5 separate regions of the Mus musculus genome follow, and all the other regions are linked to region 2. The links are chromatin loops, found by intact Hi-C in ENCODE. Cell type or tissue: left cerebral cortex. All regions are shown on one strand. Links, peaks and the distances in the headings refer to the core of each region. The heading gives the core; the rest is flanking DNA.

What was found. A loop is a pair of places that touch in the nucleus more often than their neighbours do. Peaks named below come from ENCODE experiments on the same cell type or tissue, not always from the same donor. Only the 100,000 strongest peaks of a DNase experiment are listed, where the experiment ranks them.
Region 1: a loop joins it to region 2, with 10 times the contacts of the local background. A loop is called at or near these places in 28 of 42 quality-filtered maps.
Region 3: a loop joins it to region 2, with 4 times the contacts of the local background. A loop is called at or near these places in 6 of 42 quality-filtered maps.
Region 4: a loop joins it to region 2, with 4 times the contacts of the local background. A loop is called at or near these places in 10 of 42 quality-filtered maps.
Region 5: a loop joins it to region 2, with 3 times the contacts of the local background. A loop is called at or near these places in 2 of 42 quality-filtered maps.

Annotation. Positions count from the first base shown.
Region 1 is chr9:50,525,613-50,531,901 of GRCm38, reverse strand. It overlaps Pts (6-pyruvoyl-tetrahydropterin synthase), which reads left to right and starts at 3,246. Exons shown (of 6, transcript NM_011220.3): 1 at 3,246-3,345; 2 at 4,953-5,032. The coding sequence starts at 3,266. In left cerebral cortex, for the core only: CTCF peaks have their summits at 775 (motif pointing right), 3,104 (motif pointing right) and 3,495 (motif pointing right); DNase peaks (open chromatin) are centred at 784, 3,179 and 3,455; H3K4me3 peaks cover 821 bases; H3K27ac peaks cover 775 bases.
Region 2 is chr9:50,441,475-50,447,763 of GRCm38, reverse strand. No RefSeq gene overlaps it. Among named protein-coding and RNA genes, the nearest start is that of Gm32462, 41 kb to the left of the region's middle. In left cerebral cortex, for the core only: a CTCF peak has its summit at 3,583 (motif pointing left); a DNase peak (open chromatin) is centred at 3,550; H3K27ac peaks cover 236 bases.
Region 3 is chr9:49,078,446-49,084,734 of GRCm38, reverse strand. Zw10 (zw10 kinetochore protein) reads right to left here. Exons shown (of 16, transcript NM_012039.2): 16 at 5,962-6,289. It also overlaps a transcript of Tmprss5 not described here. Among named protein-coding and RNA genes, the nearest start is that of Tmprss5, 21 kb to the left of the region's middle. In left cerebral cortex, for the core only: CTCF peaks have their summits at 1,442 (motif pointing right), 2,983 (motif pointing left) and 4,360 (motif pointing left); DNase peaks (open chromatin) are centred at 1,450, 2,982 and 3,520.
Region 4 is chr9:50,590,221-50,596,509 of GRCm38, reverse strand. It overlaps Sdhd (succinate dehydrogenase complex, subunit D, integral membrane protein), which reads left to right. Exons shown (of 4, transcript NM_025848.3): 4 at 1-170. Among named protein-coding and RNA genes, the nearest start is that of Sdhd, 10 kb to the left of the region's middle. In left cerebral cortex, for the core only: a CTCF peak has its summit at 2,762 (motif pointing right); DNase peaks (open chromatin) are centred at 2,763 and 5,562.
Region 5 is chr9:50,647,537-50,653,825 of GRCm38, reverse strand. It overlaps Dlat (dihydrolipoamide S-acetyltransferase (E2 component of pyruvate dehydrogenase complex)), which reads left to right. Exons shown (of 14, transcript NM_145614.4): 5 at 78-204; 6 at 2,888-3,075; 7 at 4,053-4,194. Among named protein-coding and RNA genes, the nearest start is that of Dlat, 9.1 kb to the left of the region's middle. In left cerebral cortex, for the core only: a CTCF peak has its summit at 2,738 (motif pointing left); no DNase peak of the experiment used is centred there.

The DNA.
Region 1 (6,289 bases), core at 552-5,551, 84 kb before region 2:
CCCTGGAATCCACATCAAGATGGAGGGAGATAATTGACTCCCCATCCATGTGCTGTGGCAATCATGCTACCCACCTCCTACACACAAGTTTTGAGAAAGGAATATATAGAAAAGAAGACTAAAATTAGGCCATTACCTCTATTACATAGGTGACCGGAGGCTCTGGGAAGAGAAATACAAATGGTCAAGGACAGTTGTAGACTTAGAGCAGTGTTCTCAGCCTTCCTGTTGCTGTGACACTTTAACACAGTTCCTCATGTTGGGGTGACCCCAACCACACAATCATGTTTGCTGTACTTCATAACTGCTGTTTTGCTACTGTTCCGAATTGTAATGTAAACCTGTTTTCTGATGGTCTTAGGTGACTCTTGTAAAAGGGTTGTTTGACCCCCCAAAGAGGTCTTGGTCTATATGTTGAGAACTACTATCTTAGAATCTAGACCAGCACCTTGCTCTCTCCAAGTCTGTAACAGGCCACACACAGTCCATCTGTTACCATTGGCCCTAAGGAGTTTGGGACAAGAAGCCAGTGCTATCGTGTTTGGTGGCCTCTGAGTTGGGTGTTCCCCTGCTGTCTGTGGCAGATGTTATGCCAGTTCACTTCAGTGTTCCTCTTACAGACTACCCAATACCAACCCCATCTCTCCCTCAGCTCAGTCTTCACAAGTGGCTGTTTTGAGAGACATTGCTAAAAGCAGGCATTTATTTCAAATCTCCAGGTAGATAATTTTCCAGAAGACCGCTGGAAAGCAAGAGGTTCTTTCTTTACTTGTGCAGCAGGTGGCAGAAGAGACCACACAATCTTCACATTTCTAAGTCTCACATTTTACTAACAGCATTCAGGTAAACTGCAGCCTCCCCTACCCCCCAAAGGCCTTTTTCCTTTTCCTTTCTGTTACCCCTTGGCTGAGATTTAATCTCGGACCAGCCAAACTGCCCAGGGTCCTTCTGTCTGCTCATGTTTCTGGAAGTCTTCCAAGATGTGATTTGGGACATGGGCTAATTTGCCACACAGTCCTGGATCATGCTGTCCTGGAATGTCAGTTTCTTCTACAGATGTCTGAAGGGATTATTCTAAATCCCATTAACCCTTTCCTCTTCAGGGAAGTGTACCTTACACATAAATGTCTTGTGTAGAGGTTTGCACGGTGACAGTAACTTATAGGGCTAAGTCCTGTGTGTGGTTTTGTGAGAGGCAGAGTGTGATGCATAGACAGAGCTAAGATTACAGATGTGGGAGCACGGAAGCCAGTCACCTTGAGAGGATAAGTCTCTGGATGTTCGCAGATGTCTATGGGGAAAAAGCACCCCATGTATTTCCTCAGATCAAACATGGAGGTTTAACATAGCTTGTCTAGACATGCAGGCCCGATGGGTTCTAACTTCTGAGAAGCACGCATACCTGAATGCATCTCTTTCCTGCACATGAACCTTCACTTTATCTCAACACAGCAGTGGTACTCAGTGCATAAGTGAGAGGAAAAGGAGAATGAGAGGGCCTGCTCCTGGCTCAGCCTACAACAAGAAAGCAAGATGCAGAACGGAATGTAAGATGGCCAGGATTGGCTTCCTCCTCCTCCTCTTCCTCCTCCTCCTCTTCTTCTTCCTCCTCCTCTTCCTCCTCTTCTTCTTCCTTCTCCTCCTTTCCTTCCTGTGTGCATAGCACCAGAGAGTAGGCCACACTTATCTGGGCAAGCAAGACTCCATTATGCCTGAAAATGTTATTTTAACAGTTGGGAATTCCTTTCTCTTGGAGAAAAACTAGATGGGAGGGGAAAGGCAGGGTCTCTTTTCCGTTATATGTAGAAAGACATTTACAATTCTTCCACTACTTGGTCTTCAGTCAATATTTCCAATACACTCTCCTCCGTTTTGCATGCACCCCAAGGTAGCCAAGAATTTGTCACTGTGCATTAAGCAAGCTACGTTTCCACATTTCCTTTGCTTAAACTCTTTCCTCTTGGGATTTTCTATTTACCCATCTGTTGGACTCCTTAAAACCCATCTCAGACTAATTTGCTCTTGGAAGCTTTCTTTTACTCTCTGACACAGAAATGGTAATTTTTCACTTGACATATTATTTGTTGGACTGCCCCCATTAAACTGAATTTTCAGATAACAGGGACCATTTTGTTGTTCTGAAGTACATGTGTCTAATACTTAAAGCATCTGGGATTAAGGTCTTAACTGTGGTGGTAATGCAGGCCCTTAATCCGAGCATTTGTGAGGCAGAGGGGCAGAGGCAGGTGAGTTCCAAGCCAGTCTGGTCTACAGACCAAGTTCCAGGACAGCCAAAGATACTTGGGTAAACATTTTTTTTAATTTAGTTTTTAAAATTTAATTAATGGATGGGTGATGTGGGGGCTGCCTTGCCAAAGGTGTCCATTTGAATTATGTATAGGATTTTATCCTTTTGAGACGGACCTTGAGCTTGTCACCCTCCTGCTTCAGCCTCAGTGCTGGGATCACTGATATATGCCATCTCTGACTGACAACATTTAATAGAAGCTAACCTTCTGAGACAAATATCTAAACACAGAACCAGCAAATGTTGCACAAGAGCGGTTGGGATTACACTGGAATACCTTTCCATTTCAAAAACTCTGAAAGCCAGGAATCTAAAACCAGGAACAGCGTATTCCTTCTGAGGGCTCTGAACGGTGAATCTGTTTTCTGGCTGTCTCTGGTTTGAGGAAGTCTCTTTGTATGACATTCTCTCACTTGGATATTGAGATGTCAAAATTTTCCTTTATTTTCCACTTAAGCTAGTGTTTTACTATGTTGCCTAGAACAGATCGGGACTCCTAAAATCAATGCCCCAGCTTCAGCCTGCAGGGTAACTCTAATGACAGTGCATTGCCATCCTTAGCTGGGGTTTCTTTTTGGTTAAGGACACTTTCAATGTGGTACCGGGCTGGAGAACATCTGATAAGGGCACCCAGACATTGGATTTGTCAAACCCAGGACTGTCAAAAATGAAGCGAAAGAAGAAGACACAAACTAACCTGGCAATTTAAAAATCCAGGCCTCTGGCTTCTCACCCACCCACTGGCCCCAGGTATTTCTGACTGCCTAGCGAAGACTGAACAGCAGGGGGCGCTAGTGTTTGCCTCCAAGTCGGCCGAAGGGTGCCGCGAGTCGAAACCACTCCCAGGAGTGCTTTCGGCAGGGAGGGCCGAGTTTGCACTGCGCAGCCGCGGGGGCGGGACTGGCCTCGGTCCCGGAAGCCGGAACCGCTAGCTTGTGAGTCTTCGGTCCGAAGACCATGAGCGCGGCGGGTGACCTTCGTCGCCGCGCGCGACTGTCGCGCCTCGTGTCCTTCAGCGCGAGCCACCGGCTGCACAGGTGGGGTGTGCCCACGTGTGTCACCGCACGCGCGGGTCTTGTCCCGCTATGTCCCTGGGGGGCGTGGCCACGCGCGTGGGTTAGAGCCGAGCTGGGGCGGGCCGAAGAGGAAATGGTGAAGGTGCGGAGCTGCACTACCGGCACTCACCCGGGAGAGGGCGGTATAGCTCCGATCCCGGAGGATCCACTCTGGAGAGTTTCCCTCCAGAGGTTGCCCACATCCAGAGGTACAATGACAGGAGCATGGGCTACCGGGTGCAACCCAAGGTAGTTTTCATCCCCCTTTTACCAAAAAAGTAAAACCAGCCTTGATACTTTCCAAAGGAGCAACACAGTCGGGAATTGAATCCCAGAGAAACAAGACCGCACCTGAGAGTTGGTTTCAAAGGGAGCTTCGTTACTCACTTGAAGGTTTGCTCTTTGGATCTGCATGTCATCATCAGAGAACGGCCTTTTCTAACAACAGGGTTGTCATAGGGAACAGCTGACACTTGTCATCCCTCTACCCCCACCCCTCCGTGTGGTCAAGTTGGGTACAGTGAGAATTTTCTTCAAAAGTCTTGTGAGCTGTACTGCTCTAAGTGCGCAGTAGGAGAGAGTGAAGGGGATAAGAAAGAGTTTAAAGAATTTAAATAAAAAGTTGTGTTTGTGTGTGCTTGTGTGCTGTGTGCACAGCTTGCACGAAAGAGTCTGTGGAAGCCAAAAGAGGATTCCTTGAAACTGGAGTTACAGGCTTCTGAGCTGTCACGTGGGTGGGCTGGGACCTGAACCCTGGTCTTCTGCAGTAGCAGTAAGCACTCTTAACTGCTAAGCCATCCTTCCGGCCTCTCAAAAGGGATTTTTATAATAGGAAGCTTACACACAAGGTTAGTAAGGATGCACAGATAAGTTGACTGATACAGATTCATTAAGCTAATTGTTTTCTGTCTGGAATGACAGCCATGTGTAGTAAGTTTAAAGTTTCACCTGACTTGAGTGTCCTGGAACACATTGGTAAGGTTTCCACTAGGCAACTGCTGAGGCAGAGGAGGGCAAGATTGTGAAAAGAAGAGCCTGAGGTCATTATTTGTCAGGAGGAATGACGTTTTTAAGCCGCTGGAGGATATGTATGTCTTCGTGCTTATCACTGCTCCTTGCTTCATCTCTTATCCCATAGCTAATACTCAGGGCTTGTTGAATTGGAAGGTGGAGCCGGGATGTAGCACAGTAGGTAGAGTGCTTGACTACACAGTGCCTGCTTACATAGATCTCAGGACTTGGGAGGTGGAGGCAAGAGGGTCAGAAGTTGGAAGTCGTGCTAAGTTACCTAGTGAGTTTGAGGCCAGCCAGGGATAGAGGAGACCTCGACAGAGAGAGGGCAGGAGAGACAGTGCTGACTATGGGCAGAGTTGTTGACATCTTACTGTGGACTAAGTGGGTTGAGATGAAGGTCTTGGATGATTTATGTGGTAATCTAGTTTAATTAGAGAGTGGAGTGTTGGTTCTTGATAGAAACGGGGATCATGATATGCAAGCGATCTAACCAGTTGATCATCTACAGTGACATGAAATTGTAGAGTTTTCTGGACGTCTGAACTTCGGGCTGACCTCTATCTTTCTCCTGTCAGCCCATCTCTGAGCGATGAAGAGAACTTAAGAGTGTTTGGGAAATGCAACAATCCGAATGGCCACGGGCACAACTATAAAGGTGAGGGAGGGGCACATTCCCTCCTAGCCTGTTGGGAAGAAGGACGAGGGGGCTGGGAGCCAGACGCTTCCGGGACAGGGTCAGGGCTCTGAGCCCTTCAGTGGAAATTCAAGACAGAGTCATTGTCTTGGTTGGATGGGTGTTCTGGTTTACCTCACAATTGTCTACCATGTTAAAGACAGTAGAAAACAACAACAAAATGAGTTAAAGCATTTTCTTTGACATTCAAATGCATAATAAAACTGCCATTCGCTGTTTCCTTTTAATTATGTTGGGCTAAAACTAATGTTAAAATTTGATTATAGTGAATGTTTGAGGACACAGGTATGTTTAACCTGATTTAAACATGATACCATGTATATATGAATTGAAACATCAAATAGTGCCCCTTTATATGTAGACTTTTTATATTTTATGTATTAGCTAAAATGTAAAACTTCATAGTAAAATAAAAAGCAATTATTTTGAGTAAATACTGGCTAATGAAACGTAAATTACTTAGGGTGCATTCTATTGCAGAAAAGGGGGCTTTCTAAAAATGATTTATTGATTTATTTTATGTATGTGAGTACATTGTAGCTGTACAGATGGTTGTGAGCCTTCATGTGGTTGTTGGGAATTGAACTTTTAGGACCCTCTGCTCATTCAGGTCAACCCTGCTCGCTCTGGTCAGCCCTGCTCGCTCAGTCCCTGCATACTCTGGTCCAAAGATTTATTTATTATTATACATAAGTACACTGTAGCTGACTTCAGATGCACCAGAAGAGGGGGTCAGATCTCCTTACAAGTGGTTATGAGCCACCATGTGGTTGCTGGGATTTGAACTCAGGACCTTTGGGAGAGCAGTCAGTGCTCTTACCCGCTGAGCCATCTCATCGGCCCCCAGGAGTTTGTATATAAAACTTTTCTGGTAGTATCCTAAGAAAGTGATTTGTGGGAGGAGAAGGGACATGATTCTCAGAACAGGCCTCCTAAGCCCTGGAGTGGAGTGGTGTATGGTGAGACAGGGTTACAGAAGGCTTGGAGAGATCAGAGTTTGTGGTTTAGCTCCTGACTCTCATTTCCTGTTACCTCTTAGCCTCAGTGTGCTTACTCACAATGAAATACCCAGTGGTGTGTGTGTGGAAGGGAAAAAGTCCAAACTTATAAAGGTGCTGACCAGTTTTCAAGCACATCAGGTGACTACCCGCTGTTTTATGAGCTGACAGTGAACGACGACTGGTTTTGCCTGCAGAGGAGGTGGGTCAGTTTGCTACA
Region 2 (6,289 bases), core at 692-5,691:
TGTGTAACGGTTATTAAATCCCAACAGCTGTTCATTGTGTCAGTTCCGAGGTAATGTAATAATCTCTCAGTCTGAGAAGAAAGTTAATACAGCCCAGGGACACAGGAAATTAAAGGTAAGACTGATAGCTTTTTGTTGTAGAAATTCATACTTATAATGTGCTTAAAACCCAAGATATGGGGGCTAGAGAAATGGCTCAATGGTTAAGAATATGTACTATTCTTCCAGAGGTCCTGAGTTTGGCTCTCGGCAACCATGCTGGGTAGCTGCAATCCCCAGTAACTTTAGCTCCAGAGGACCCAGTGCTTCTGGTCTCCTAGGGAACCTGTACTCATGTGCACTGTCCCCACACAGACACTGACACAGACACAGACACGTACACATACTTAAAAGGAAAATAAGTATTAAAAAAACCCAAGATACAAATCTATGGGAGGAGGGGTTCCAGGAAGTGGAAGTGAGGGTTAATGGGGGAGGGGGGAAGGAAAATAAGTTCTCTGTTTAGGAGGAATTTCTTCAGACTTTATTTTGTGGATGTCAGGGCCTTTGGTGTTTAGAATTCACTGGGCACTTAGAACAGAACAGTTTATTTCAAAACATGAATTCTACAGAAATTACATTCACTTTTACATTGTTTTTGGAGGGGGTGGTATACAAAATGGGACTCCTAATGGCATATAAATTCTTGTAAGTAATCAAATTTGGAAAGATTTCAGATAGTGACTTAAAATGTAAGAACATGCCCTTCCTCCTTAAAAATCTTTGAGGAAATTAATGAGCAAAATTGTTGGCAGACCGTGACTCTAAGCTACATTTCCCCTCTTCGGCTCCTTACATGAACTTGTACTTGGAGACCTTCATGCTCCTGAGCACATTCATGGCTGTGTGCGCTGAGCTGTTTCCTGCACGGGCAGCAGAACCATCGCTGCTGTGTGTCTGTGTGTGTGTTCACACTCTGTGTGTTCACACTCAGGTTCAGCACTTGTGTGGGGCGCCCTGCCTGGTCCACCCCGGGATCCCTAGGCCCACTCTCTCAACCTCCTGCAATGAAATTTTGTGATCATGAGAAACATAAGTTACTCATAGGGTCTCTTTGGGGTCAACTAGGCTCACGCAGTAGGGCTTTCTGTTCTTTCCCCATGAATTGTACTGAGTCAGTAGCTAACAATTGATTCACATTCAAGTTGAGCGGTCTGGTGAAATATCTGTGTTATTTGCATCGCATTGTTTCATAATATCACATTGTTTCATAATAATTATAGAACCCAGAGGAGCCTGCAAAAATCAGCAGAGAACTTAAAGACAGAAAAAAAAGTCTGTTTCTTTCAAAAATTGGAAAGTCAATATCTTAAGCCATTTAAGTAGGGAAAAAAAACCAGTGAAGTCCATTTTTCACCAAAAATTCTTAATCTTATTTAAAATCACTACATTAATGTACTTATATTTTAGCTCCAGAAAACTACTGTGTTGGGGATGAGGTGACAGCTCAGTGGGTGAAGGTGTATGCTGGGTAAGCCTGGCAACAAGAGTTACATCCCCTGAACTCATAGGAAGAGGGCAAAACAGAGCCAACTACACACACACACACACACACACACACACACACACACACACACAGAGACACACACAGAGACACACACACACACAGAGACACACACACACAGAGACACACACACACAGAGACACATACAAAGACACACACATACACACACAGATGCACAGACACACACACATACAGACACACACGCACACAATGACATTCGTGCCCACATACACATTATGTGTATGCACACAATAAACAAACAAACAAACAAACAAACAAACAAACAAACAAACAAACGCCACTACATTAGAATATAATTTGTGGTGGCAAGATTAGGATGAATTTAGAATTAGTTTAGAAATCAATCTATGTGGTGAGGAGAAACTGAAAGAATCAAAATTTGACTTTATTTGATTCTAATCTTGTTCTATGGTCTTCATTAATTATAACAACTTTTGAATGCAGGTGGGGTCTAATTTTCCTTAATACCTACATTACCCAACAAAATTATGGCCTGGCCTTTGTTCTCCTCCTCCTTGTCTTCCTGTCTCTTGTTTTCTAAATAATAGACATCACACCTGCTCTTTCACACAGCTGCCACTGTGGCTAGGTTTGCATCTCTTTAGTCTTTTGTTGTTCTTCAGCTCCAAGACCTTGTCACCCCCATTCTCCATTACTCTTTAAACGTGGTTTTGTTTTGTTTTGTTTTTTTTTTGCTTATATTTTACTCTTTGTCTTAGTCAGTGTTCTGTTGCTGTGAAGAGACACCAGGCACACAGCAACTCTTACAAAGGAAACCATTTCACTGGGGCTGGCTTACAGTTTCTGAGGCTCAGTCCTTTTCCTCATGGCAGAAACCATGGTGGCTGAGAGTTCTACATTGGATCCAAAGGCAGCAGGAAGAGAGAGAGACACTGGGCCTGGCTTTAGCTTTTAAAACCCCAAAGCCCAGCCCTATGACACACTTTCTCTAACAAGGCCACATCTACTCCAAAAGACATGAATATAGCTTTAAAATAAGCCTCATTAATCTAAAGGCAAAAACAAAACTAAACCCAATAAGCCTCAGGCAGAGATATTCACTTTATGGGATTGGTACCCCTTTATAGTTTGCCATGCTGGCGTCTAGACAGTCATGCTGGCTTGGGGGCCTCCTCTACGTGAACCATTGTTCTCAAGGCTCAGGAGGTGACTGTCATTGCTCACTGGGGTGCACAGCAGGATTGTCTCAGACTCAGGAACTAGATTGCATTTGAAGGTAGATATCTGCTTGACCCTGAGTGTTAAAAATAAAAGGTCTTAGATTGTCACTGAAATGAAAACACAGAATAAGATTCTTAATGGTGCCTGGGAGGTGGCTCAGTGGGCCTAGGAGGTGGCTCAGAGGGTAAAAGTGCTGGCCCCAACGCCTGACAACCTGAGTCTGACCCTAGGAATCCACATAAAGAGCCCGATGTGGTGGCGTGGAGCTAGGACTCCTTTGAGATGGAAGCAGAGACAAGAGAACCAGCCGGAAGCCAGTGGTCTGCACAGCAGCAGAAATGAGAGAGACCCTGCTGTCACAGGGTGGAAAGCAGTGACTCCCCAAGGTTGTCTTCTGATCTCCACATTCGTGCTATGGCATGTGCATACCTACACACACACACACACACACACACACACACACACACACATAATGAAACCTTAACACTTTTTGAGATTATGCCTCAGTGTTCTAAGATTCCAGATTTGGTGGAGCCTAATGTAGGCAGAATTTGCTTTTCCGTTTCTTTACTTTGTGCTACGTTTCATCACAGCCCATGGCCTCCGAAGTGTTTATCTGATGCCTGAGATTAGGATGGCAGTAAAACTGGTTCTAAGATGCCGTCTCGCTGAGGTATCACATTACCATTACAGAAGTACAAGATAAGGAGAAAATTTTATAGGTAATATGCTGTGGAATCCATCCACGCCCAAGAAAGCATATTTTGCGTGCATGGAATGTGGTTTTTCTTATCCTTGTATGCCCTTGAGCTGGTGAAATGTTTCACGAGGAAGCATCGCCCTCTAGTGGCTGACTGGGTGTATAACAAGACTCTTTCTTCCTCTCTCCTAACTCCACCAGGCCTTCCCTTTTCTCTTTCTTGATAGTTTCATACACATATACAATGCATTGTGAGTATATTCACCCTCATTATGCCCTGGGAACCCCTTCCTTTCCCTCTTAACTCCTTCCCACCGAGTCATCCCTCCGTGGCCATTAGAGAAGCTGATATGCTCTTACCCCAGCAACAGTTGACAGTCATTGGCTTAGCGGAAACTGATGGTCGTCACCGGCACATCCTCATGGGTACGTTCTCCACCCACGGCCCATTCTTGTGCAACTGTAAGCTTTCTTTACAGCTCCAGGCATGTGCTGAGCTGTGGCCTGGAGAACTACGGATGCAGAGCCCACCATCCAGCTTCTTGACAATCACTTTTTGATGAGTGATTCTGCGTGGTGCCCGGTGAGAGCGTGAGCGCGCTCATGCGCCCCCCCCCCCCATAGTTCTCCTAAGCCAGAATTTGAACACTGTTACATATGTGTCAATTAGCGCATTCCCCATAAACTCCAGCAAGGTTTTCCCTTCGGGAGGCTTCCATTTCTAGCGCTTCCTGCTTGTCTCTCCTTGGCACCAGTTGCATTCCCATTGCTTTCTGCAAACAGCCTCTGGCTTCTTTTTAAACCTTCCATTTCTCGGAGCACTGGGTTAGATCCATTACATTCCCCGATGCCCACCTTTCTCCTCAGATTGCACATTGTGTATTTCTCTTTGTCCAGCTTACTCCCTTTCTTATAGATAAGGCTTTCTAAGATATAAGGCTGTTTACTAATAACCACGTGACCTAATTAATACTAGGCTGTCTTGAAATTTCCACCAACGTTATTAGTCCAAAAGCCTTCAGTTTAGCTGTGGGTAGACTTTTTAGAACAAAGGCAAATTCTTTGCCACAGTCCCCTTTCACAGCAGCTTGGGAAGTGAGGAAGGGACTGGAAAGGGTAAAGGAACAGAGATGCTCATAGAGCCTGTGCCTCAGACCTGAGATCCAGAAGCAGGAGTCCCAAGTCTTTGCACTGATCCTGACCCAGGCAAGTGATCTCTGCAGGTCCCTTTGAGTTTCTTCTTGCCCTGTCTCCTGCCCTTGCCAGTGCTTCTGGTAGCGTCGGCTGCTTCTGAGCTCCGGATGTCCCCAGAAGACTGGTCTCTCCACCTTTCCCACTCCTTACACTTCAGGACATGTTAGCGTCAGATCTCCCCACCAATTGACCTAATACCCACCAAGCCACCCCACCCTTCCTGCGGAAAGCATACTGAGTAGCCCCTGTGTATGAAGCAGAGGTGTCGACCAGATGACTCAAAGGAAGTTCACTCTCCAGAAACAACAATGTCTCCGGGGAGCTGTGGGAGGTGGGTTGGGCAGGCTTTAAGAGAAAGGCGAGTCTAGAGTCGGGAGAGAAGGGCCAGCTTGTGCAAGGGTGGGCTATGGAAAGATAGCCTCACTGTGGCAAAGTAGCTGCTGGTGAGCTGAGAGGCAGAGGCAGATGGTGAAGTGTGGATGATGGAGCAGAGGGTTGGTGGTTTTGTGGAGAGATTTCACTGGCGTCTACATGGGAAGAGGAACCTCAGAGGGTTTGGGCCTTCATTTTAACTTTTATTTAGATAAGATTACAAAATCTCGGACTGCTGACAACTGAGTGGTTGGGGGTTGTGGATTTAGGTCTCAGGTGACCAAAGTTTGGGGGATGAAAGCAAAGGGTTTGCAGTTGTTAGTGATGAAGTCTAGGGCATTCTAGTAACCTTTCAAAATCCTCATGGCCTCACATGCCTTGGCAACTCTAATTGATTATAGAAACCTATCTATTCCCTTCGCCCAAGTTCATTAAGTTCTTAACTTCCATCTCTCGCTGTCTTCTATCTCTTTCAAGATAAAGCGCTTGGCTCTATCTTCCTCTGCCAAATCTCTTTCTTTTCTTTCCATGGTCTCTGTGCATGCAGACATTTGCTCATCCTGAATTCCTGAAACATTTTCTCCCACTCTGAGTTCACCTGTAAGGAAGCAGCCAGTCCTCCGCAGGCAGTGGTGGAGTCGGTCTGCCACTCCCCTGAGCTACATAGCCTTGCTCTCTCATGCCTGGCTCAGGTAGCCTCATAAGGCCCTACGTGTTTCCTGCTTCTGAAGAAACAAGGGACCGCGGCAGAGGCTGGTGATTAAGGCCTGCTACTAAGGCTTCCTAGTGCCAGGTCTCTGCAGCAGGCAAAACAAGGGCCATCTCCTCTGTTTCCAAGCGCTTCCTTTCGCTTGCTCCTCAGCCCCATATTAAGAGCTCCCCAGCAAGCTCTTTGTGCCATACAAAAGGCTGGGTTTGTGGCAGTGTGTGGAGGAGGTGGTCACCATGACCTGATGCAGAGCCGAGGTGAGGCTTGTCCTCCGACCTGGGGTAAAGAATGAGGAAGCTGAGTTATGAACAGTTTGTTCCAAGTGGTTGGTGACACAGGCTAAGAGCCTCAGAGTGATGGAGGCCTGCAGGCAGGGGGCTGGCTTTTCCTAGGTCTTTGTGGCTTTAGTCTTTGTGTTCTCCTGGGCTACCTTTCCTCACAGTAGTGATCTCTGGATGCAGGTTCCCTGTGTGTTGTATGAGATGACCTCTAAGGTCTGGGGTTTTATGAAAATGTCTTCCACACAGAGGCCAAAACCCAGCTGATCATGTCTGCCGACCACCTGTTA
Region 3 (6,289 bases), core at 508-5,507, 1.4 Mb after region 2:
AAAAGGAATACAAAGTCTAAGATCGTTGAAAAGATAGGAAAAGAAAACTTGAGTTTTAAATGAGTTCATGATTCTAGACCCAAATGAATTTTATCTCCTGGGACTTAAAAATAACAGAAGCTGCAGATGTAATCCAAAAACCATTACATAGTCCTTGAGATGAGTGAGTGCCCTAATTTTCAGAGTTTGATAAAAGATGTACTGTGACTTCAGTCCAAGGCAATTGCAGTCAATTTTACAAAAGAGCTGATTACAAAGTAGTTGGTGCCAGGTATGGTGGCATATGAAGGCAGAGCCAGGGCATCTGTGAGTTCCAGGCCAGCTAGGCTTAGACAATGAGACCCAGTCTCAAAACACTGGTAAGCACAGGTCCTAAACTTTTTGTTTGACTATTTGTTTTTGGTTTTTTTTGGAAACAGGGTCCCTCTGTATAGCCCTTGCTGTCCTGGAACTCACTCTGTAGACCGGGCTGGCCTCGAACTCAGATTTCTGCCTGCCTCTGCTTCTGGGGTGCTGGGATTAAAGGCGTGCACCACCACCACCCAGCTCTCATCTTTTAAACAATATACAGATATAGTAGTCTAAAGAAAGAGACTATACTTAGCAATAGAATGGTAGTGAAATGTAATTTGTAACAATGTCAGTGACATATTTGATGTTATCCATATTGTTAACATACAGCATTGTAATCAAGTATGAATGCAGGCTTCCCTGCCAGTGAAAAATGCCAGTAAGCATTCAAAGCAACTTTCATAAAGCAGAGGACGGAAGGGGAAACTGGAACTAAGTAGGGGCACTCCTTTTGCCAATGTGCCACCCAGACCCACTTTTGGAAAGCCATTGCTTTGTCTTAAATCAAATACCAGATTCCAGAAGCACTGTCCTGACTGGGCAGCCATGTTTTCTGGGTATCCCAGTGAAGTCTGTGTTTCAAAGTTCTCTCTTGTAACTCAGTACGTCTTTTTTTCTTTTCTTTTTTTTTTTTTTAAAGATTTATTTACTTTATGTACGCTAGTACAGTAGCTGTACAGATGGTTGTGAGCCTTCATGTAGTTGTTGGGAAGTGAATTTTTTGGACCTCTGCTCACTCCAGTCAGCCCTGCTTGCTCTGGTCAACTCCACTCGCTCAGGCCCAAAGATTTTATTATTATACATAAGTACACTGTAGCTGACTTCAGACGCATGAGAAGAGGTCATCAGATCTCATTACGGGTGTTTGTGAGCCACCATGTGGTTGGTGGGACTTGAACTCAGGATCTTAGGAAGAGCAGTCAGTGCTCTTACCCACTGAGCCATTTTGCCAGTCCCTCTTTTCTTCTTTTATGAAACAATGGGATTAGTTTAGCTGAAGTAAACAGCTAAGGAAGCCAGGGTGTGAGCCAGATGTTAATTGCTTTCAGGTTTAACAGCCAGTGCTCCAGTAGAGGGCGAGCCAGGAAAACTTGAAGAAAGAGGGTACAGGCAGTTCACAGGGACTGTGGTGAGCACAATGAGAAAGCCTCACAGAAAACAAAACTTGCAGATGGAATAAGCTCACTTCCGTGTTCCAGTGTTTGCAAGGGTAGAAGAAGAAAGGAACACTACGGATGGCAGAGGGCTGGGCATGAGGTAACTGTTGAAGTTAGGTGACTGACAAACAGAGGTTCATCATGCTATTTTTAGTGTATTTCTTCAAGTTTCTTGGAAGCCATTAGACATGAGACTGACTGCAAAAGAAAACCATTCAAATGCCTACAAGGGCCAATCTTGTCCATCTTCTGCTACCTCTGTCCCTACTGTTCCCTCTCTGCCGTCCTGAGTTCTTCCTCTCTCAGTAGCAGCACCTAAATATGCACTGGGCTCAGTTAGCTCCAAGGCAGGGCAGAATCTCCATGCAGTGTAGAACTGAGCCTGACCCTCACGGTCCTGCATGCATTGGCATGGGCATCGGCAGCTCCTGCAGCACCATCTTTAAGCATCCTGATTTACTTCTTTCTTTTCCAGGAGAAATTGAATCACCAGAGGGCAGGACAGTTTTGTTCTGGAGTTTTGTACAGCACTTACAGTATCTGCTACCTAGTAAACACAAAAAGGCAGGTCCATAGCATGCAAGAGTACATGCCACTAGCGCTGGTGCCAATCTCTTCTTCAACAGTGGGTGTAGCAAAGACCTTACTACCCACTCTTGCCCTAAACAAACTAGGATGCCTGATTTCTGAAGGAGAGAAATGCTCAGACAGCTCACCAGTTACCGCTCTCTCCCTATGCTAGGTAGACTTCAGAACGCGATTACAGATAGATAGCCAGTGTTATTTCTGATTATCATAACTTGTGATTTCACAAAATTCATAACCAAACTTCTCCCAGTGAAAGAACTGATCCAAATCATAATAATTCTAAATTTCCTCAAAACTAGGGCTTTATCTTTTTTTTTTTTTTTTTTTTTTGATTTTTTGGAGAAAATGGCAACAAATATTCACAACAGATTGGTGATTGGGAAAAGCCAAGGCAGAAACCACATAACTTTGCACCAATGTACAGCAGACTTCCACCCCAGGTTTCCAGCTACCTCCTGTCACCCCTATGCAGACTTTCATTTATCCATGGCACAAAATCAACCATACAGCTTAAACAAACTATATATTTAGATCACCTAAGTATTTTGTATTTGTGTGTGTACTTCCAAAGGCAGGGGAAAAACTTGGGAACTTATCCATCCTCAAAAAAAAAAAAACAAAAAAAAAAAACCCTCAATTAATAAGTATTTGCAAGCATGGGAAGGGAATTATAGATCTCATCTTCAATAATATCAGTAATCAAATTGTTTGACTTACTCACAAATGAGCTAATAGTTTAGAGTGCAAGTGCTGTTCAGAGTCTAGATGACCTTTCTAGAGCTGTCCAAGGCCAAAATGTTAATTCAGGAGAAAGCAGACAGGTTCTTTGGCGTCCCTTTCACCAGCTGGGAGCCTTGTGGTGCTCAGGCCTGAGGAAACAGCGCCATCTGGAGGGTCTCCATTTCAGAGACTGCCGGTTCAGCTAGGAATCCAGGCTCCAATGAAGCGGCTCACTGATTTAGGCTATTTGCATTTACCTTTTGAACAACTTCCTGTTTGTGATGATTTGGGGAAATCTTTCAAGGATTTCATTTCTCAAGGTCTTCTGTGTACTCCTGGTTAAGAAACAGGGTCTTCCCACTTGGTTGGACACAGATCCTCTCAATGAATCCTTCTCAGCCCCCTTACTGCCTCAATGGACACTCTTAGTTTCTCCACCCAGGCCAAACAATACTCCCAATCCCAACACGGATCTTCCAAGACTGAGTATGAGCCCCTAGACCACAGTTCCCATGTGTCCAATCAGATGATTCATCTCTAAGCAAACTAAAAACACTTACCAGTGACACTGGCTGGTGAGGCTAAGTGCCTGCACTGTCCTGGCTTACAGACTGCTCACTTCAGGGGAACTTGTCCCCCAAGGCTCAGCTTACGCAACTGAGAAACTACAGATGAGGTTTTCTATTTAACTGTGAAAGGAATGAGGAGACTCGGTGCCTCCCACCTCCAAACTGCTGTCTCTGTCAGACAACAGGAACAGCCTCTATGAACAAAAGAAATCTGTTCCGGAATGGTCCTGCAATGTATCGATTTCAGCTCCCTCCCTTAGCTCATTCTTTCAATTACTGAGAAAAGAATGCCACCTCAAATTGTGAATTCTCAGCAACAGTACTTTCCCCCCTGTGCAAACAGCCCCTTCCTTCTTTTCTCTTTAATAAACCCACTTCTTTGTTCTCAAACACAACTAACAACAAACCACCATAGCTGGCTCAGACCATTTTCTCTCTCCTCTCATAGAAGACTATGCAGAGTACAGATTAGCTCAAGTGAATACTGAAGAAAATACTTTTTTTTTTTTAATTTTAGCTCTATGATCAGAAAGACTAAGCAAACAGAATGATTTGATTAAAAGGAATGAATCAGAACTAAGAAGGAAAGGGTAAAGACAGAGAACACAAGACAGGAGGAAAACCAGGTTTCCTGTAGGCCAGGGTTCGGGACATGGCTGGCAGACCGAAGCTGCAGGCTGGCAGACCGCAACCCCTCAGAGAGTCCCTGCCTGGAAGCACATGAAGCTAAATCCTGCCTGGCCTCCATTTTGAAGGGGACAGGACACAAACCAGAGCACTCGCTGGGATAATGTGTCATCGGATGCAGTGCCAATGGTCACCAAGATCTCAACACACAAAGCTGGGCTGGGGCTGGAGAGATAGCTCAGCGGTTAAGAAGACTGGCTGCTCTTCCAGAGGTCCTGAGTTCGATTCCCATAAACCACACGGTGGCTCATGACCATCTAGAGAGAAATCTGATGCCCTCTTCTGGCATGTAGGTGTTTACACAGACAGAGCACTCCTATATTTTAAAAAGAATACATAATAAATATTTTTTTAAAAACTCAACACAAAGCTAAGCTGAAAACCTGTGTTGGGGCTGGGGAGATAGCTCCACGGGTAAAGCACTTGTGTGCAAGTGTGGGGAAAGGAGGTTGGATGCGCACCACCCACATAAATGCCATGCCAAGCCACTGAGGTGACCCACCTGTAATCCCAGCACTCAGAAGACAAGTCAGGATCTTCAGAATGAGACGACTAGCTAGACTAGCCAAACCAGCAAGCTCTGCCTCAAAACACAGGGCAGAGAGCAATGGAGGAAGAAGCCCAACTGCAGCCTCTGACCTCCACACACAAGTGTGAACACACACAAGCCACACACATATACAGGCAAATAAAAATCACCTATGTGTACCAACTGAAGGACTAGACAACACAGCCTGGTGCTAGATTTCACCCATATAGCATGCCAAAGGCATTCTGGCAATACAGACCCTTTGACATTTGAAGGAAAGAATGGTACTTCAGAAGAGGGGGCAGGGAGAGAGGGATCCTTCCAAGAGAATAGAATTTAGTCACAATAGCAAAACATGCCCAAAATTTCTCAGCAGTATGAGGCAATCTCATAAGTAGAGGCCATGTGCAGTCATGGTGGGACATGGTTGTCCTTGGGAAGCCAAGGGCAGACGGAGAGCACAAAGTCAGCCTGGACTACAGAGCCAGAGTCTAGCTCAAAGGAAGGGCACATCCGTGAGACCTCAGTAAGGGACACAGATGTCAGTAAGAGAAAAAAGCATGGAAGAAAACTTGGTCTGGGGACTGGAGAGATGGCTCAGTGGTTAAGGGCACTGGCTGTCCTTCCAGAGGTCCTGAGTTCAATTCCCAGCACCCACATGGTGGCTCACAACCATCGGTAATGGGATCCAATGCCCTCTTCTGGGGTATCTGAAGACAGCACATACATGAAATAAACTAACTTTCTTTAAAAAGCAAAGAGAAGGAGGAGTCTGGAGACGACGATCAGAAATGACACCTCGCAAGGGGAAGGAAAAGCAGGTCACCAGCCTGGGACCTCAGGTGGTGAAGGAGAGAATGTGTTCCGTGTCTGCCACATCTTTGCATCCTTCAATGACACCTTTGCCCAGGTCACCGATCTGTCAAGGAAACCATCTGCCGAGTGACTGGCGGGACGTAGATGAAGGCTGACCGAGATGAGTCCTCTCCGTATGCAGCCATGTTGGCTGCCCAGGATGTGGCCCAGAGGTGCAAGGAGCTGGGCATCACCGCCCTGCACATCAAACTCCGGGCCACAGGAGGAAACAGGACCAAGACCCCAGGACCTGGAGCGCAGCCCGCCCTCAGAGATCTCGCTCGCTCTGGGATGAAGACTAGGCAGATTGAGCATGCCACCCCATCCCCCTGACAGCACGCAAAGGTCGCCGTCTGTGAACAGGACTTCTCAAATTATTTTCTGTTAATAAATTGTTTTGTGTAAACTATAAAAAAAGAAAAAAAGAAAAAGAAAAAAAGAAAAGAGAAGAAAACTGGGTTTTGATCTCTTTTGCCTTAGCACATGTTATTAAAGACACTCACTCTCAACTCTGAAAGGCATTTACTGGAAAGAAATATTTTAAGAGGTTTCTGTAATTCTTGTAAGAACAAGTAATGTGCCCTTAATGCCCACCCCCCTCAAAAAACGTATTTTACAAATTCTGAACCCTAACTTTGGAATGTCCAAAGCCAGGGTCTAAAATTATAATGTATACAACTCTCAAGAGGGCCTGGGAACAAATCACACTGCGGAGCAGACTCATACTTGACAAGGGACAGCAGCGACAGTCAATGAACCCACCAGTGCTTTGCGTAAATTGATCATCGTAATGTCCAGTTCAGAAAACCTTCGTCCAGGCAAGGATGTCCTTA
Region 4 (6,289 bases), core at 563-5,562, 150 kb before region 2:
GATTGCAAACAGACTACTCTTCAAATGTATCTCAATTGTGCAGAAGTGAGCTGTCCAAAAGTATAAGACTAAGTGATAAACTGTCTTCCCACCGTGGGAGTTGTTAATGAGAAAGAAAGTGTACTCTGAAAAAACAAAATTTTTAAATAAAATATTATATAATGAAAATACATTGTACTTTTTTTTTATGTGCTAGTATTCTCTAATATTTGGGTTTTGGTTGGTGCTTACATGTTTGAAATAGACTCTTACAAGCTCATACTGATCTGAAATTCTCTGTAGGTAGACCAGGATGGCCTCAAACTTTGCAATCTTTCTGTTTCTGCCCCTCAAGTGCTGGAGTTACAGTTGTGAAACCACAAAACTCACTTGTTTTGTTCTAGTTTCAAATGGTGCCTTAGTTTGTTGCCCAGGCTAGCATCAAAATCCTGGGCTCAAGCCATCTGACTAGCCTGAGTAGTGGCCTGCCAGGCAGGCTGTAGTTTTATTCATTAAAACAGTGTTATGCCGGGCAGTGGTGGCGCATGCCTGTGATCCCAGCACTTGGGAGGCAAAGGCAGGCGGATTTCTGAGTTTGAGGCCATCCTGGGCTACAGAGTGAGTTCCAGGACAGCCAGGGCTACTTAGAGAAACACTGTCTCGAAAAAACAAAAAACAAACAAAACCCCAACAACAACAAAAAACCAGGGTTATGCCAGGTATGGTGGTAGATGCCTGTGATCCCACTCTCTGCGAGTCTGGGGGATGATTGCTGGGAGTTTGAGGCCAACGTAGACCACAGTAAGTTCCAAGCCAGCTACAGAGTGAGACCCTTACTTAACAAACCCAAAAAACAATAATTAAAAGTAAGTACATCCACAATTGGGAATTAGAACTGAGTTTAGCTTTGTGTGACTTAGCAAATGAGTAGTTCACATAGAATGCCACGGGACGAAAGGGCTCATGATGGGCAGAAACGGGCAGCTTAAGCATGAAGGTGGAGTGGTAGGGGTTAGAACTGTGCTATCATTCGGGTGAGTGCCAAGCTTTCTCAGTCTGTGTTCTGGGTGCGCTGACTGTGAGCCTTGATGAACCACACTGTACATTTCACTCCCGGAGGATGGCCTGGGCGGCAAGGCCGGGAAGGGTTTCCATGAAAGGGCAACCATTTGTATCAGTATGTCAGGCGGCATGATCAGAGCTCACGGGCTTGGAAAAGGGGCCGGAGAGATGGCTCAGTGGGTAAAGACACCTGCTGCCAAGCCTGACAGGGATTCACGTGGTGGGAAGGTGACTCCCATTGTTCCCTGATCTCTACAGCTGTGCTGTGACACACATGAACCACACGCCACTAAAAGGAAAAGCTGATATAATAAAAAAGATACAGGAGGACGAGAGGGCTCGGCAGGTGAGGTTATTTAACTGCTGAGCATGACAGCCTGAATTTGAGCCTCGGGACCCACAGGGTGGAGGTGAAATGACCCACTGTTTACCCTACAAACTGCATAAGCACATGCAATGCAAACAATACATAATAAGTAACTAATTACAGACTACCAAGGCAGAGTTCAGGTGCTGTGGTGAAAGCCTGCCAGCTCCCTGTATGGGTTTTGTGTTGTTGTTTTTTTAAGTGCTGGCTTTCTGTGGCCAGATTCAAAGTGAGCCAGCGTTGGCCTTAAGAGTCAGTGTATAGGCTACACAGTTGGTAACCAATTGGAAGGTTAAACATGACCCAAAGGCAGGAGCTTCAAAGTGACCACAGGGCTAACAGCAAACTGGCGACAGCGAGTGTAAAGTGCAGAGCTCCAAGAAGTGCGGGCTGCAGTGCTTTAGAGACTCCTTCCCCACCACAGAGCTAAAGCGTGAGATGGATTAAATGGTGACAGTGCCATAGGCACTCCAGAGTTCCAGCCACAGAGTGACTGGCCCTCAACTGACTACACAGTGAGCCAAAAAAAGAATTCTTAAGCACTTACTTTTTGTTTGTTTGTTTGTTTGAGACAGGGTTTCTCTGTGTAGCCCTGGCTGTCCTGGAACTCACTCTGTAGACCAGGCTGGCCTCGAACTCAGAAATCCACCTGCCTCTGCCTCCTGAGTGCTGGGATTAAAGGCGTGCGCCACTTATCTTGTATGTGCTCAGATGCAGGGAGGAACACACTCCTGTGAAGGTCGGAAGGCACCCTGCAGGAGTCAGCTCTTTTCACCGTGTGAGTTTTGGGGACCCAACTCAGGTCAACAGGCTCAGAATCAAGCACCTCACCCGCTGAGCCATCTCCCTGTCCCGAAGCCAGATCTTTTTTTTTTTTCTTTAAGCTTTTAAAATTGAAAATAGATTCTTCTCTCATAGACTACATCCTAACCGCAGTTTCCCCTCCCTCCCCTTCTCCTAGCTCTCCTCTAGATCCAGTCCCCCTCCATTTTCTCCCTCCAAGGGAGGCTAGCCAGACGGACAAAACACGCTACAATAAGACAAAGCAAAAATCCTAGTGGAGGCTGGGACAAGGCATTCCAATAGAAGGAAAAGAGTCTCAAGAACAGGCAAAAGTGTCAGAGATACACCCGTTCCTACTGTTAAGAGGCTCACAAAAACACCAACCTAATAGCCATAATGTGTACACAGAGGATCTGATGCAGTTATTTCTTCTATGTGTGTATGCATGCACGTGTGTGCGTGCAGAAGTGTACACACACACACACACACACACACACACACACACACACACACACACACACACACACACACACACACTAAATGCAGTGCCCATGGAGACCAGAAGAGGGCACCAGATTATCTCTGGAACTGGGGCTGCAGAAGGTTGAGTCTGGAACCAACCTGGGTCCTCTGGTACAGGAGCAAGTGCTCTTAACCACTGGGCCATCCAGCCTCCCAAGTAGTATTAGGATGGATTTTCTCCTTGGTTGGCCTGAAAGGATGGGATATTGCTTTCATGCCAGAGGCACATTGTCACTCTGGGCTGCGGAGAAGGTAATAATTACAAGGAATAAAGGCCGAGGGCACCAATTCTCTTTTTGGTGTGTTCTTCAGAGTAGATACAGTCTAAGTATAGCTTGTACTTTTACTCTACTAAGTGTGGCTTTTCTACCTCCGCTTCTATTTCCTCGGACCTCTCTCTCTCTCTCTCTCTCCCTCTCTCTCTCTCTGTCTCTTTCTCTCTCCCTTTCTCTCTCTCACTCTCATGTCCTCGAGCTCCGTTCTGCTTTAAAATAGTTTTATCTATGAGAGAAGGAACTTGAGAGAGGTATCACTGTGAGCACCAGTCAGGATGCTAAAGAGGACATGCACAGAGGAGCCTGAGTCTTGGATGACGTCACTGCACTGCCACGCCATTGCCACACCTATCTGCATCTGCGGATGCCAGTCAGCGCTTCCGCTTCCGTGCAGTCTTGTGTAATAGAGCTGCTCTTCCAGAGTAGGTGATTGTAGGAGGTTCCCCAGTGGGTCTCACCATCCGTGGACCTGGTCCTTTTGTTTACACCTCTAGCTTGAATCTATTTTCTGTCATAAGTAATAGTGTGATCAATGGCCTTGGATCTGTGTCTTTGTCTAGTGGTGAACATGGTTTTTCTTCTTTGTGTTCAACCTCTGTATTTGTGGAACTCATTCAGATTTATCTTGTTGCTGTGTATCTGTGTTTAGGGGTTAGGAGGAATATGTTTGTGCCCATGTAGAGACCAGAGGAGGATGCTGGGTCTTTTTCTTGGCTGCTCTCCACCTTATTTTTTGAGGCAGGGTTTCTCACTGAATTTGACTTAGCATTTTGGCTAGGCTAGCTGCCCAGTGAGCTCATAGGATCGCTCCTGTCAGTGCAGTGGCTACTGGTATGCACTGCCCTCTCTAGCAGTTATATGGAGGCTGGGGATTTGAACTTGGGTCCTCTTACTGTACCAGTGAGTGGTCTTATCCACTGAGTCACATTTTTAGCCCCTAATTTTGCTTTTTGAAATTTCTGTTTTGAAACTGGTCTTGCTACACAGTCCAGGCTGGCTCTGAGCTCAGCTGTGTGGCCCAGCGTGACATCAGACTCCCTTCGGCCCACTCACCTCAGTCTCTTGCATGCAACTCCACCCTTTATTTTATGTTTTTTTTCTGTTTGTTAGAGTTCATGTCTTCAGATGTTGTGAATAAGGGACAGGATAGATTGGAGGGATGGCTCAGTGGTTAAGCGCACTTGCTGCTCTTGTGGACACTCTGGATTCAATCCCAAGCACACACATGACAGCTTATAACCCTCTATATCTCCAGTTCCAGGGGGAAACCAGACACTCTTTTGGTCTTTTTGGGGTGCTACACACACATGGTACACAGACATACTTGCTGACAAAACATCCATACGTATAACATGTTAAAAAACATTTCCAGCTCCTTTTCTGGTTTGACTGTTCTTCTAAAGAGATGGGTGTGAGCTGGGCAGTGTTGGCACACATCTTTAGTCCCAGCATTCAGGAAGCAGAGGCTGGCGGATCTCTGAGTTCATTGCCAACCTTGTCTACAGAGTGAGTTCCAGGACTGCCAGGACTACACAGAAAAACCCTGTCTTGCAAAAACCAAACAAACAGAAGAGAGGGAGAGATGGGTGTGACTGATGGTTTGCTACTTGAGCTTCGACTCACCTCTGTTGGTAGCCCTTGGTGCCGAGTCCCTCTCCCTCAGACTGACTGTCACTCCCACATAGAGTCTGCGCTGCTCTTTGCCCTCCGGGCTCTTACTGTAGAGTTTTGTGCGATTCACTTAAACTTTGTTTTTCCCCAGTCACTTAGGAGCTCAAAGAATTCAATAGGTCTGTGTTTAGGTCCTTTTGTTTCATCTAATAAATTTATTCAATAAAACTCTTGTGGCATTGCCATTGGTGGATAGCAATGCACCCGTGGATAGCCCTGTTCTAAGCCCATTGGAGGAGCCCCAGGTAAAACCAGTGTATCACAGAGCAAAAACAAAAGGGAGGAGACACAAAAGTGAGGTGGGAATGTGCTTTCTTCACTGTGCTGTGCACACATGCACACACACAGACACACACACGCATGTGCGCGCACACACACACACCATGAACACACACATGCATGCACACAACGTGCACAAACACTCACTTGAACACCCAAGCTCCCCTCCCCCCCACATACACACACCACGAATGCACATACACGCATGCTTGCACCACACTTGGGAGCCTCAGCAGGATGTGGCGACACATGCCTCAATCCTAGCAGTTGGGAGACAGACACAAGAAGAGTGAGTTTGAGACCAGCCTGAACTACATAGTGAGACCCTGTGTCAACAAAACCAAAACAAAAACATGAAGCAGAGGAGGAGGAAGCTTTTCTCTGGCTGTCACAGAATTTTAGCATCATTCAAAGTGAAAATGGGTTCTCATGGCATTAAGTGTTATACTGTGTTCCAGGAAATAAACATCTCAAATAGAGAAGTGAGTCAGAGCCCGAGAAGCTTATGAAAAAATGTTAGTCACAGGGAGAGCAGAGCTACCTAATGTGAACACAGCTTTCTTTTCAGGCCATTTCTGCTGACATTGGGGATCCCCACGCCTGTTGCTTAATTTGGCAGCTGCAGGCAATGAGCAGAGGACTCAGCAATTGTAGGGGCCAGGAGCTGCACCGTTCTGCTGGGAACTTTCCTCTTTGTGCTGAAAACCAATATGAATTACCGGGAGTGTTGTAATGGCTACTATAAGGGAAAAATTATAAAAGGACCCAGAAACACGGAAAAATTGCGGGGGATGGGGGGGTGAATTTAATTCTAATTTGGAGGAGACTTGGAATGAATTAGTTCTGTGCTCTTAAACAAAGGGACAGAGAGTTGTGACAGCGTTCTCTATAGTAGCAGAACTTACAAATGAATCCTCCCCTCTATATATGTATGGGATTTATTGAATGAATTACAGGCTGTGGTCTAATTAATCAAACTATGAACAGGAAGTCCAAGAATTCAGAAGTTTCTTAGTCCACAAGGCTGGATGTCTCTGCTGGTCTTCAGCACTCTGGAATCCCTTAGAAGTAGGCTCTAATGCCAGTGAAGGAATGGATTTGCTAGTAAGGCAAGGACGAACAGGCAAAGAGCGAAAGTGTCTTTCCATACCCTTCTATTGGCTTCCAGCAGAAGGTATGGCCCAGATTAAAGGTGGATCTTCCCACTGCAAGATCTGATTTAAAGACACCTATCTTCCTGCCCCAAGATCTGGATCAAAATTGTGTTTTCCTACCTCAAAGGTCTGGACTAGAAGTGGGTGTTCACCCACTCAAATCAAGCAATAAATCTCTCACAGGTGTACCCTCCATT
Region 5 (6,289 bases), core at 796-5,795, 210 kb before region 2:
AGTTGGTAAGCATGCGCTTACCTGAATGCTTTTATGCGTCCTGGTTAAGCAGTGATGTGTGGCATTTGTCTCCACAGATTGTTCTTCCTGCCCTCTCCCCAACCATGACCATGGGCACGGTCCAGAGGTGGGAAAAGAAAGTGGGCGAGAAGCTGAGTGAAGGAGACTTGCTGGCAGAGATAGAGACCGACAAGGCCACCATAGGTGAGGAGGATGGCCATCAGTACATTTTTTTGTACTGAGTGAGTGGTAATGTGACATTTACAGTCCTGAGATTTGCTGCCTGGGTCATATTTTATAAAAAGGTCATCACAGCCACACGTGTCAGTTCTGAGCTGTACTCATCAATGGAGGATATGTCAGGGTCTATTCTAAGGCCTGGGTTCACTCTCTTGGCTTTATTTTTATGGTACTCAGAAGTTGTACCAGCACTGCCATTGTCTAAACATGGGAAAAGAAGGAGGGAGGAGGAAGATAGTCATGCCCTCTAGGGCAGGAGAATACCAAAGCCTTTCAGGTGCCTCTGAGGGAAAACAGTACCCAGGGTGTAGATTAGTCTCATAATCTGAAAGTGCCATGGATGTCAGTCTTTTTCTCATTTCCATGTGCCCCTTTATTGACTTATTCACCATGCAGTCATGTACTGTGCTTGTGTCTATTGATAATCCCAGGTGTTCTGAACCTGTTTCCACTCTTCCGTGGTTTCCAGGAGCAGAAGGCCCATCCACGCCATAGTGGCAGAGCAGGACATAGGCATCAGGCAGTAGTGGGCACAGACAGTGCTCGTCACCATTCTCTTGGTAGCCTGGGCAAGTGATATCAAAGAGTAAGGACCCCCCCTTAACATACTATACCTTTTTTATAGTGTTTTTCTTCCTCCTTCTTTTCTTCTCCCTCTTCTTCCTCTTCCTCTTTCTCCTCCTCTTCCTGCTCTTTCTCCTCTTCCCCTTTCCTCTTTTTTCTTCTTTGAGATGAGACTGTGCTAGGATTGCAGGCTTGTACCACCGTGCCTGGTTCTTTCATAGCTATTATTAGAAGAAATGATTCTTCCTTAAGGAAAAAGCAAGGGCCAGCAGGGTGGTTTGGTGTGGGGTAAAGGGTGCTTGCTGCCAAACCTTAGATGTGCCCTACCTCTGTCCATCTTCAGCACAGCTTCTATTGAGTATTCCCGGTTGGGAAAATGGAAGAATTCATTAGAGATGTGTCTGTCCATCAAGAAGCATAACTGCAGAGAGCAAGTTCTGAAAGGCAGAACTTGCCCTTATCAGTAGCTTGGTTTTGCTGTTTTTAATTAAATTAAATCAATCAGTAAGTTTCTGAGACAGGGTTTCACTCACCCTAGATGGTCTGGAAGTCACAAGAGATCTGAATGCTAAGATTAAAGTCATGCATCATCATGCCACGCTGCTATTTCCTTACAGAGAACTCCTTGCTATATAATCTCGTTTGCTCTTGAACTCATGTTGCCCAGGCTAACTTTGAGCTACCATCCTCCTGCTTCAGGCTCCTGAGGGTGTGGTTACAAGAAAACACTCAGCTTTGGCCTTTACTTTGTAAGTCTTCAGTGTTGAGAGAAACAGTAGCGGAGTAACTTCTTGCCTGCTGATGCAGAGACCCCCAGTGATACTGTATTTCATAACACTGGAAAATGTAGCGTAATGCCAGGCATAGCCTTTGAGGAGCTCTGAGAACACTTTTACTGCTGAGATCCCATGTTACCGTCCTGCTGCTAGTTCTTGTAATTTGACTTCCATGTAACTCTGACTTCTAGCAGTCTAGCTGATACCATCTTAGTGTCCTGTAAGTGCCACATAAAGCCACCCTTGAGGCGTTCTCAGTAACTCTTAGAATGTGCCACTGTCTGCAGTCTTGGTAGAACAGACATAGTCAGTGTCCACAAGGGATTGGCTCCAGAAGGGCATTCGTGCGAGCTCAGCACGAGTGCAGGGTTTTGTTTTGTTTTGTTTTTTTTCTTTTTTTCCCAAATTGTTTTGATCTTATAGATTTGGAGGGCCAACTGCATTTTTCATTTATACTTTGTGCAGGGTAAGTACTTAAAAACATTAATTGACTTAAATCCATTAACATTTATGTAAGGATTATATGGTCAGCCATTCCTTGGTATATGTGTTGGCACTCTGATTTAAGTCTATAGATTCAAGTTCCCTAAATAAGTGGACATAGTATTTGGAGGGTGGGTCTCAGGCCTTGAGTATATTAGTAAGCCCTGTATTACTGAGCTATGCCTCTAGCCCTGTACACTTTAATCATCATTTCCAGCTACTTGTAATGCCCAGTACAACAGAGCTGTGTGAGTAGCTGTTACACTGGACTACTTAGGAAATAGTTGCAAGAATAAAAGTGTGCGCTAAGTTCAGACCTCCGAAGCCTAACTACATAGTACATGCCAGCAACAATGTAACATTCACCTTCAGCCGAATGGATTTTAGGGATGCAGGACCTGTGGTCAGAGGGTTCACTGTGCTATTCTTGTTCCCATGTTAAAGACAGAAATAGAGGCACAGAAAAGTTAAGTAGTTTGTCAAAAACAAAACAAAGCCAAAAAACAGTGCTAGTAGTTTGAATATGAAAATGTTTGGGCTGGTGAGATGGCTCAGTGGGTAAGAGCACCTGACTGCTCTTCCGAAGGTTCGAAGTTCAAATCCCAGCAACCACATGGTGGCTCACAACCATCCGTAACGAGATCTGGCTCCCTCTTCTGGAGTGTCTGAAGACAGCTACAGTGTACTTACATATAATAAGTAAACGAATCTTTAAAAAAAAAAAAAAAAAAAGAAAAGAAAAGAAAATGTTTTACCTGAAACACTAGTGAGGGTGTAGGAATGGTGGAGGCTTGAGTCCCATAATGATTTTCCTTCTACTTAAGGCTTTGAAGTACAAGAAGAAGGTTATCTGGCAAAAATCCTGGTCCCTGAAGGCACAAGGGATGTTCCTCTGGGAGCTCCACTATGTATCATAGTAGAAAAACAGGAAGATATAGCAGCATTTGCAGACTACAGGCCAACAGAAGTGACCAGCTTAAAGCCACAGGCAGCACCACCTGCCCCACCCCCGGTAGGTGTGGTTCTGAACTGGGGAGTTGTCTGTTCAGGCAGATAATAGCTCAGGTTCCTGGGTGTCCAGATCCTACACGAAGGAAAGTGACTGGCGGTACCTGTTAATCTGTGGTGTGTATGTGTGCGAGTGAGCTTGCATGCGCGTGCGTGCTCGTGTGTCACGTGCTGTCCACCTGATGGTCAGTAGTTTACTCTGCCGACATCTTAAGCCTTGCTGAGAACAAAGGTAAATTACATGACCTGCTAGTGGTGTGTTATCATGTCCATGGGAGGTGATGGTTTCACCCCACATTTTCTGTTGCTCAACTAACGACCTGTTTCCACTCTCAGTTCTGGTACTTGTGGTTGTAGCTGAAGAAGTGTGTTTTGGACCTTGGGCCCTGAAGTGGCATGACTCGTTGTAGCATCATGCACTTGCACTCTCCAGTGTACTCCTCCATGGGTTTAGAAGAGCTGCACACTTCCTCAGAGGAAGCTTGCATTCACAGTCTCGCATTGATTCGGATGCTGTCAGGGAACGGGGTGGTCCATTCCTTAAGATACTTGAAACGTGGGAGCTGATGCTATCATTTTCCATCCTGAAGTGAGATTAAATAAAGCAGAGCTCAGGTTAATATAAGGAAATAAAGAATGGACAGGAAGCAAGGTATTTGTGGTTTGGGTACTTGGGAGGCTGTGGCAGGATGATCACTGTGGCTTGCATAGTCTCAAAGGGAAAAATGACAAGAAATGACAGGCAGCCAGTATGTTATACATAGGTCAGTTTTAGTTCCACACCTCTCTAGTTAGCATGAACTGTTTTTGACTCTGTCAGAAAATATTCTTGCCATTCGTCTTTTATGTTAGTCAAGCCAGGAAAGTGCATAACATCATTTAATTATAAAGAGTTTTCCATTATAAAATATGAACCTGTGTTCTGTCAGATTATCTTTGCAGTGATGAATGGATAGATGCTCTGTAACTTTTTTCCCAAAGGTGGCAGCTGTTCCTCCCACTCCCCAGCCTGTAGCACCTACCCCCTCAGCTGCTCCTGCTGGACCAAAGGGAAGGGTGTTCGTTAGTCCTCTTGCGAAGAAGTTGGCAGCAGAGAAAGGGATTGACCTCACCCAAGTTAAAGGTAAGTGTCTTTCTGAAGAAAGGGGTTATCCAGGTACAGTGTAGTTAAATGCTGTGTGTAAGGCCAGCACCTATACCTGTGTGGAAGGAGACAGACATCCTTGCTGCCTTCACGGAAGGCAAGCATCACCGTGTTCTATTCGATCTGCCTAGGATTGCCTATGTAAGCTGTGTGCCTTTTCAAACTCTCCTCTATTCATAGGAAATCTTCAACAGCAGTGATAAGGGAAGGAAGCGTCCCTCACATTTCCCCTGAGAGCTCTGAGGAGCTCCTGTAATCTTAGGAACCTGGACTCAGGCAAACCCAGGTTTTGTACCTTTGGTGCAGACAAGAATTTCAGGACTTGTTAGAATGAAGCTGAGTTGGGGTTTTATTAAAAATAAAAAGGTGTTTCTGAGCCAGGCATGGTGGCCCACTCCTATCTTTGAGTACAAGGCTAGCCTGGTCTACAGAGTGAGTTCCAGGATAGCCAGAGCTACACAAAGAAACCCTGTTCTTTAAAAACAAAACAAAAAATGAAAAGAAGAAACATGCTCACAAAAACATCAAAAGCACATCAAAGGACAGTGTTGTTTATTAAAAGATACTTTTGATGAAGATTTTAAGGATGGACATTAAGAGAAATATCCTCTGGGAAATAATTTATACCCAAGTTTGGATATGAGCTTTTTAAGAGGCAGTCAGAGAAGGTCAGACATAACCCAAGTGTAATAGTGAGTCCGCGGGGAGAGTTGCAATTAGATGCTCCATTTTAGCCATATACCACTGTGGTGGCTCTCTTCTTGTTCCTTCTTCCTCTTGGTGAGTGGGCTTGTTGGGGTGGCACTGGAGGTGTTGTGGATGGAATTATAATCTATAGATAACACCAGGAGCCATAAGGGCTACATATAATACAAGTCTTCTATTATAAATGGGGCTTTTGATGAGCTTCCTAGGAAATTGTTGTTTTATCACTGGGAGGAGAAACACCTTTAACAGATGTGGATGTTGGAATTCTTGCTTCTCAGGTGCTGAGAGGCTCCGTCTACTTCAGGATGAGGAGGAGTTCCTTTCCCTTCTCATAGCCCCACAATTTCCTTGTCTCTATCCTGTCTTACTTAAGTGTTGGCAAAAGCAAATGTGTTTGTTGAGCAGTGTTGAGTTATAAGACGTGTCTGTGTAATAAATCCCAGTGTTAGGTTAACTGAGTGTAGCAGTAAGCAAAACTGGCTCATCAGGTAAAAGTGCTGGCTGCTGCTGACCTGAGTACTGTCCCTGGGACCCACAGAGTAGAAACAGAGAACCGACTCCTGTCATTTGTCTTCTGACCTCTGTGTACAGTGTGACACCTAATGCATAAGGGTTGAACTCAGGTCATTAGGCTTAGCAGTAACATCCTTACACATTGAGCTTTCTCAACAGCCCAGGGTTTTTTGTTTGTTTGTTTGTTTGTTTGTTTTTTGTTTTTTAAACAGGAACCTAGTATCATAGTAGGCAGGCACTGTAACACTCATATGTATTCCTACCCCTCTCTTTACTTTGTACTGTTATAGCATCTCAAAATTAAAAAAAATTGCCCAAGCTGGCCCTGAACTTGCAATGTTCTTTCTTCAGCCTCCTGAGTAGCTAGGATTAGAGGCCTGAACATCAGGTCCTATTTTAATTTCTGTATTTTCCCCATTACCCCGTGCTGTCCTCAGATCTGCAATTGTTGCCCTCAGTCTGGTTCTCACTCAGCACCAAGCTGCAGTTTGTTGGTGCATTCTTTATACATCTGTGCTTATATCAGACGAGTTTAAGGTATTACATAGAGCAGAGGGGCTGAGTTAGTAATTGTGCCTGCAGAACCTGGACTAGTAGGGTCTTTTGTTCGAGAGGTAGTGGTGCTGGATTTTGGTAGAGGGGTGAGTTGAAGGACCTTGGTATTGTTTTCCTGCAGGTTGGGTTAAGGATTCCTTTATGAGCAGCTAAGCACATGGTTCTGAGAAGCACCTGTGCATCAGGTCCTTGTTTGTAAGGTGGGGAACGTTCCGACCTCACTGGCCGGCAGGAGCGGATGAAGTAACAAAAGTCTAGCGAGTGGTAAGGATGGGACCCAGAGCTAGAAGGCTCAGGT